2 separate regions of the Homo sapiens genome follow, and region 1 is linked to region 2. A link is a contact called in ENCODE Hi-C or POLR2A ChIA-PET data. All regions are on one chromosome and are shown on one strand. The core of a region is the stretch at or near the end of the contact, and the rest is flanking DNA. Distances in the headings are between cores, read along the strand shown.

Evidence for each region. A loop is a pair of places that touch in the nucleus more often than their neighbours do. ChIA-PET counts read pairs that join two places held with the same protein, here RNA polymerase II (POLR2A). Pooled maps may share reads with other maps.
Region 1: a loop to region 2 is called in a pooled map, with 6 times the contacts of the local background. The contact joins the enhancer-like site here to the promoter of FAM221A in region 2. A Hi-C loop is called at or near these places in 8 of 50 pooled maps. POLR2A ChIA-PET finds 5 or more read pairs at or near these places in 2 of 52 experiments (OCI-LY7 and activated naive CD4-positive, alpha-beta T cell).

The regions. Positions count from the first base shown.
Region 1 is chr7:23,371,969-23,376,039 of GRCh38, forward strand. All of the region lies in intron 3 of IGF2BP3 (insulin like growth factor 2 mRNA binding protein 3), which reads right to left. Among named protein-coding and RNA genes, the nearest start is that of SNORD65C, 22 kb to the right of the region's middle. Within about 2 kb of position 1,368, at least 4 of the 41 ENCODE cell types and tissues checked have a DNase peak (open chromatin) inside an H3K27ac peak, as active enhancers do; they include OCI-LY7, where a contact is called at or near this core.
Region 2 is chr7:23,678,604-23,682,640 of GRCh38, forward strand. It overlaps FAM221A (family with sequence similarity 221 member A), which reads left to right and starts at 1,596. Exons shown (of 7, transcript NM_199136.5): 1 at 1,596-1,680. The coding sequence starts at 1,616. RefSeq lists a silencer at 1,530-1,819 and an enhancer at 2,150-2,399.

The DNA.
Region 1 (4,071 bases), core at 118-2,617, 310 kb before region 2:
TGTTTCTCTTTGGCAATGCTGAGCTAGACTGATTTTTATTTTTAATTTATTTTTTATTTCAATAGGTTTTTGGAGAATAGGTGGTATTTGGTTACATGAATAAGTTTTTTTTTTTTCTTTTTTGAGATGGAGTCTCACTCTGTCACCCAGGCTGGAGTGCAGTGGCACGATCTTGGCTCACCGCAACCTCCGCCACCCGGGGTTCAAGCGATTCTTCTGCCTCAGCCTCCCAAGTAGCTGGGACTACAGGCACGTGCCTCCACCCCCGGCTGATTTTTGTATTTTTAGTAGAGATGGGGTTTCACTATGTTGGCCAGGCTGGCCTCAAACTCCTGACCTCGTGATCTGCCCCCCCTGGCCTCCCAAAGTGCTGGGATTACAGGTGTGAGCCACTGTGTCTGGCTTACGTGAATAAGTTCTTTAGTGGTGATTTCTGAGATTTTGGTGCACCCATCACCCAGGTAGTGTATACTGTACCCAACATGTACTCTTTTATACCTCACCCTCCTCCCACCCTTTCCGCCGAGTACCCAAAGTCCATTGTATCATTCTTATGCCTTCACATCCTCATAACTTAACTCCCACTTATGAGTGAGAGCATACGACGTTTGGTTTTTCCATTCCTGAGTTACTTCACTTAGAATAATACGGAACTAGACTGATTTTAAAAGCCGAGCAGAACAAGTCACACCCTACTATAAACTCTAAGAGATCCCTAACAAGTGCCCTGAAGGCCGTGTTCCACTCATCCTTTAAGGCCATTCTCTTCTCTCCAACCACACCAGCCTTCGTTCAGTCATGAATCAGGGCTGCTAACATTTGAGTGCTTTCTGGCAGCAGCATTGTCCCAAATGCTTTATCTACTTTAACTCAAATCCACACAATCCCATGAGGCAACATTATTCCATGTTATAGATGGGCAAGCTGCAGCACAGAAAAGTTCACAGTGTCAGAACTTGGACAGATAAATGCTGGAGAAATGATTCAAACTCCAGCTCACAGATTCCAGAGCCCATACTCTTAATCACTTGGTCTAATAAGTTGCCTCATTTCCCTATGCAATTTAAATAAAATATAAATACACCGACGGAAACCAGTTCAATCCTTACTCGGCCATTACCTGCACTAGAAAATCAAATCTGTCCATAGGCAGGTTAAGAGCTTTATTAACTCCCATGTATCCCCTTGCTCATGTTCCAAGTACTAAATACGATACTTCTATACATCTTAGTCAGAAGAAGGTACTAGCCAGCATTAACTTGTGCTACATTTTACTCACAGAAATGCTCATAAAAACATTCAAAATAGTTCAATGTTAGGTGGTTTTTGAACCACCTGCTTTCAAAACAGGGACTTCCCCCAACCCCTAGAAGAAACCACTGTCGCTTTGGTGGGGTCTCTCCAGGTGTTTTTAGAAGTGTGTGTGTCACACGAAAAGACGCTCTGCACCATTAGTCATTAGGGAAATGTAAATCAAAACCACAAGGAGATACCACTTCACCTCCATTAGAATGGCCATAATTTTTTAAAAAGAAGGAAAATATGATTCAAGGGGCATCATAAAAAGAAAAACAAAGGAAAATAATGAGTGTTGACACAGATGTGGAAAAATCAAAACCCTCATACATTGCTGGATAAAATGGTGCAGCTGCTATGAAAAACAGTACAGCAGTTCCTCAAAAAAAATTAAAAATAGACCTACCATATGATCCAGCAATTCCACTTCTGGGTATTGATATGGTTTGAACATTGTGTCTTCTTCGAATCTCATGCTGAAATGCGATCCCCAGTGTTGGGGATGGGGCCAGGTGGGAGGTGTTAGGGTCATGGGGGCAGACCCTTCATAAATGGCTTGGTGCCATCCTTGAGGTAACAAGTGATTTATTGCTCTGTGAGCTCACATGAGATCTGGTTGTTTTAAAAGAGGCTGGAACTTCCTTTTCTCTCTTGCTCCCTCTCATGCCATGTGACATGCCCACTCCCCTCTACCTTTCACCATGAGTAAATGCTTTCTGGGCCTTGCCAGAAGCTGAGCAGATGCTGGAGCCATGCTGGTATAGCCTGAGGAACTGTGAGCCAAATAAACCTATTTTCTTTACAAGGTACCCAGCCTCAGGTATTCCTTTACAGCAACACAAATGCACTAACCGAGTATACGTCCAAAAGAACTGAACACAGGGACTCAAAGAAGTACTTCTACACCCATGTTCATGGGAGCATTATTCAAAATAGCCAATAATTGAAAGGTGAAAGCAACCCAAGCATCCTCTGACTAATGAATGGATAAAACAAAACATGGTACATATAAACAGTCATCCCTCGGTATCTGTGAGGGATTGGTTTCAGCAACCCCCTACCTTGGATACCAAAATTCACAGATGCTCAAGTCCCTTATATAAAAATAGTATAGTAGAGGCTGGGCATGGTGGCTCAAATCCATAATCCCAGCTCTTTGGGAGGCCAAGTTATCACTTGAAGCAAGGGATCAATTGAGGCCAAGAGTTTGAGACCAGCCTGGGCAACATAGGAAAGACCCCATCTCTACAAAAATAAAAATAATTAGCCAGATGTGGTGGTGAGTGCCTGTACTCCCAGCTACTCGGGAGGCTGGGGTGGTAGGACTGCTTGAACCCAGAGTTAGGAGGATGCAGTGAGCTATGATGACGCCACTGCACTCCACCCTGGGTGACAGAGTGAGACTCTGTCTCCAATAGTGACGATGATGATGATGATAAATAAGTAAAAGTATAAAAAGAAAATGATTTGATATCGGGGGAAATTCACCCCCGATATTTCACATAGGTTCTTTTCTATATTCCCTAAGTGTCGGCCGGTCTGAGAAATAAAGGGACAGAGTACAAAAGAGAGAAATTTTAAAGCTAGGTGTCTGGGGGAGACATCACATGTCGGCAGGTTCCGTGATAAATGTCCATGAAATCTTCACAGTTTATGTTCTTCTGCCAAGGCTTCAGCCGGTCCCCCCGTTCAGGGTCCCTGACTTCCCGCAACAATTTTATATTATGTGAATTTCTCAATTTTTAAAAAGGTATGTGTATATGCTCATATATTCACATATATACCCAAAGAGCAATATTTGTTGAGTTTTAAATTTTCACACTAGAGTGTCAAATACTGTTTTAAACATTTTATATAATCCATCTTATTTATGCCTCAGAATGTAGCAATTATCCCCATTTCATATATGAATAAACTGAGGTCGATTTTAAGTAACTTGCTTAAGTATGACATTCCTTATCTTGCTACCCTCCCCCACCACCCCAATCTGTCATCTTGGTGATCCATCCGTGTTGGTAAATGCAAACCTTTGGAACTGCCACATGGAATTCAATAGGTGGGAGTCCCAGCTATTGATCTGCTATCTTTCTTTCATTCCACCCCCTTCAGGCATAGGGTCCCCCAACATGCCACACAGTCTGGGGGAGTCAAGCAAAGAACTAGGACAGCACTGACTGCCCAGGCCCCCTTCTAGGCTTTTCGCCGCTAAAACAAAATGCAAAGGCTAGAGAATCCTAGAAGCAAACACCAGTTTTAGTAACTAGCTTACTCCTTTAGCAGAAAGGCAGGAATACCACTCCAAACAGCTATAAATTACTAGAGAAAAAGGGAAAGACAGCAGTTCAGAACAAAGCCTGATTACAACTCCAAACATAATTCTGGTAAAATCACAGAATAAGAAGTGAATTTTCTAAATGAGGTGATAAATGTCCACGATTGTATGGTCTCCAAAAGCAGTAGCAGACCATCCCAGATGCTGGCATTTTACCCACTACCCCTATTTAAAGCTTAGTTTAAAAGTAAGAATAAAAGCAACTGGAGGAGGAGAAGAGGTAGATTCCAAAGTCAATAATGATAGGAATGTTTCCTACAAGAATTAGTCCTTCAGGTGTGCAGCAGTTATCCTTCTGGCTCTATGGGGCCTTATAATAAAATTCCTAAACTAGTTCAATAAAGGGAAAAAAGAAAACTCAATCTCTCACTACCGACTTATGCTATAGAATTGAATTTAGCATGAGCAGTTCTCAACATCCCATCAATAGGTGCAGTTAAGAA
Region 2 (4,037 bases), core at 346-2,845:
CACAATTGGGCTAAATCTATTTTAACCATTTCCCTCTAGATTTTTAAATTGTACTTGCCTACACAGACATTCCCCTGCCACTTTTCTGTAAGCCTGCAGAGCCTGGCATTTTCTTCTATTTTTCTTTGTTAGTTCAGTTGCTGCCTAAAAGCAAGACTAGGCTCTCATAGAGGTAGAATGGGGCTGGGCGTGGTGGCTCACGCCTGTAATCCCAGCACTTTGGGAGGCTGAGGCGGGCAAATCACGAGGTCAGGAGATCAAGACCAGCCTGGCCAACATGGTGAAACCCTGTCTCTACTAAAAATACACACACACACACACACACAAAAGCCAGGCGTGGTGGCTAGTGCCTGTAATCCCAGCTACTCAGGAGGCTGAGGCAGGAGAATTGCTTGAACCTAGGAGGCAGAGATTGCAGTGAGTCGAGATCCCGCCACTGCACTCCAGCCTTGGAGACGGAGCAAGACCCCATCTGGGAGGTGTCGGGTGGAAGAGGTAAAATGGACAGCAGCAAACCACACGTGTGATAGGAGAGAATACTGAGCTGAGATCAGTTTCCTAAAATATGAATCCGATTTCAGGATCACTCATTTATCTGACTGTCAAGAACGCCTCTGAACAGGAGGAAGACTTTGGGGAGAGGGTGGGGTTTGTTGAAAGGGTACCGAGAAGGGAGGTGGGTGGTACCCAAACAATTTGTTTACATAATGTTTTATGGACCTGAAATATGTAGAACAGTACTTTGAAACTAAAGTACTGTACTGAAGTTTAATTATTTTTCTTATTGTTTGCATATTCTCCCTCCCAGATACTTTACAGAGGGCGCTAAAGCTGATCCCCTGGGAGCTTCAGAGTTTAATGACTTCGCCTGAAGATTTCCTATTCTTTTCCACAACGTGCTAAGTCAAATTATGGCCAAATTACCAATCGCATGGTAATTCAGCTTCTAAATATATTTTGCAGAGTGTTTCCAAAAGTTAAAAAACAACAACAAAACTTCACCTAAATTGTTTTTACTTGCTTCACCTTAAATCAGTTATTCGGTTCCTTTGAAGAACATGTAGCTTTAGCAACCCCCAAAGTGAACCCAGATACCCAGGACTACTGATTGTTACATCAGAGTTTTTGAAAACGCCAATACTGGAAACAGGCCGACAGTTAAGGAGAGGCAGGCCTCAAACTAAAGCAGAACCTTCTCAAAACTACTTATATTTCAAGAGATGGATTAAGCGAAAAGAGCTGTACAAAGAAATAAGCCATTTTCTATGCGCCTGTTATATGCAAGGCACTGCACTCCCTTGTCACTTGTTAATTTACAAGAAGACTCGCCGGTCCAGGGAAGGGAGAGGGGAATAGGTGCAAGGTTTGTGGAGGGCGGCAAACTGCACTCCATGTGGCGCGAGGCTGCGCTTGCGGAGATCCGGGTTCTGGTGCCTGGCGCCGGCAGCCAGTAGGGGCGCGCGTCCTGCGCAGTTGCCGCGCGCGGCCTCCTCGGGCTTCAGGCCGGGCCAATCAGGAGGCGGGCGGGAGGGGGCGCGGTACCGGGAGGGAACGGGGCGGGTCGGGCTTCGAGGTCAGCTGGTCCGCAGGGAAGCCTTTGGCTTCCCCACCGGCAATGGAGCGGTTGACGTTGCCTCTCGGCGGCGCGGCGGCGGTGGACGAGTACCTGGAGTACCGGAGGTGAGGCTGTGGCTCCGGGCCTGCCCCCCCGCCGCTCCGAGGGGCCAGGATCCCTGGGCTGGGGGCGCGAGCAGGGGCCCGGCGGGCGTCCGCGGGGGTTCCCGGAATCTGTGCCTGGGCTGTTGGGGGAGGCCTAGATGAATTCCAGTTTAGTCTTTGCCTAATTAAATATTGTAGGGCCACGCGGTTCTATGCAGTGATGAGTCTTCCAATAACATTTAAGAGGCCCCTCTGCTCCCTTCCAAGAAGGATGACTAACTCTAGATTGATACAGAGGTCCAGCTGTTTTTTAAATGGCCATTGAAAACAGGCACATCGAGTACTCGGGGCTATAGAAGTTAGCATACATCAAATTAACCCAGTAATTGAGTCAACCGTGAACTTCTGAACGCGCTCCCCACCCCGAGGTGCTGGTTTTAGGAGAAAGGCACCGACTGGTGTTTGGTATTCTGGAGAAACCCCTTCCGAAACTGGAAACGGAGTCGCTCCTTTGGCCTGAGGACGCGGTTCATTGTCCTGGATCCTGACCGAGGCTGGTGCACCTGCAGCGACGCGCTCTTTTTCCGCTTCCTGGGGTTTTTGATCGTCCGGAATCTGGGCGGATGGGAAGTCCTGGAGAGGACCGCCTGAGGACGCGGAGTTGGGGCGGGAGGATGTGTGTGTACAAGCGGAGGGGAGACGCTCCAGGCTCCGCCAGGGAGGCCGGAGCGAGCGACAGGGGCTCCTCTGCGGCATCGTGGGTGGCCCAGATGACCCAGAGGTGTGCGCGCAGACGGCCCCCCAGCTGACTGTTCTCCCCTGCTCTGACTGCCCTGTTTGTGTAGTTTTGGGTAACCCTTAGAACTGCCTGGATATTCTGAGCCAGAAGAATAAGGGCTAGGAGCTTGATGGGGTCAGTTCCCACGCCCGGTTCAGGGTCAGAACAACCACCATCCCGTCCTCTCCCAGAGCAGAGCCGGCTCCTTTAGCCTCCAGTTCTCCAGAGCTTTTGCCTGGGAGCAAGTTGCTGGAGCTGGTGTTGACTGATAACTTGGATATTTAGATATGTGAATTGTGGGCCTCCAGTTGACTCTTGCCTAGCTCCGAACATGTTAGGGCAGACCTATGTATGTAGTTATTTATTTTATTGAGAAATTATTTAGTTATTTATTTTATTGAGACGGGGTCTGACTCTTTCCCAGGCTGGAGTGCAGTGGCGCGATCTCGGCTCACCGCAATCTCCGCTTCCTGGGTTCAAGTGATTCTCCTGCCTCAGCCTCCCGAGTAGCTGGGACTACAGGCGGCCAGCTAATTTTTGTATTTTCTGTAGAGACGGGATTTCACCACGTTGCCCAGGCTGGTCTTGAACTCCTGGACTCAAGCTATCCACCTGCCTCGGCCTCCTAAAGTGTTGGGATTACAGGCCTGGGCCACCGCGCCCGGCTGGGAAATTATTTTTGCAATCGTAAATAACTTGCAACACTTCCCTCTGAAAGAGATTATCAGGTCCTTTACTGACGTCAGAATTTTAGAAAAGTGGGGAAAACAGGACTTGAGTACCTAGATATGAAAAGGTGGGCTGGGAAGGTGGGGTGGGAAGATGAGTCAAAATATGAGTTTAGAAGGAAACAAACTTTCCTTCCGAAGAGTTTTCCTGGATTTGCTCTTGCCTAGGTACTTCGGTGGGAGTCGGTTGGGAGGGGAAGCATGCAGCCTTGTTACTCACACTGTGGGAGGCCCTGACCAGTGTCCTGGCATCACCTGTTAGCTTGTTAGAAAAGCAGAATCTCAGGCCCACTGCAGACCTATTATTATTATTATTATTTAGAGTCTCGCTCTGTCACCCAGGCTGGAGTGCAGTGGCACTATAATGGCTGACTGCAACCTTGACCTCCTGAGCTGAAGCGACTCTCTCTTCTCAGCCTCCTAACTAGCTAGGACTACAGGCATGCATCTCCGCACCCAGCTAATTTTAAAATTTTTTGTAGAGATGGGATCTCACTAGGATGCCCAGGCTCATCTTGAGATCCTGGCCTCAAGCAATCCTCCCACCTCAGCCTCCCAAAGTGCTGGTATTACAGGTGTGAGCCACCACATCTGGCTTTATCATGTGTGTGTGTGTGTGTGTGTGTGTGTATGTATATATATATTTATTATTATTATTATTATTATTATTATTTTTTTTTTTAGATAGAGTCTTGCTCTGCTGCCCAGGCTGGAGTGCAGTGGCGCTATCTCAGCTCACTGTAACCTCTGCCTCCGTGGAAGTGATTCTCAGTGCCTCAGTTTCCAGAGTAGTTGGGATTATAGGTGCCCACCAAAATACTAATTTTTGTATTATTGGTAGAGACAGGGTTTTGCTATATTGGCCAGGCTGG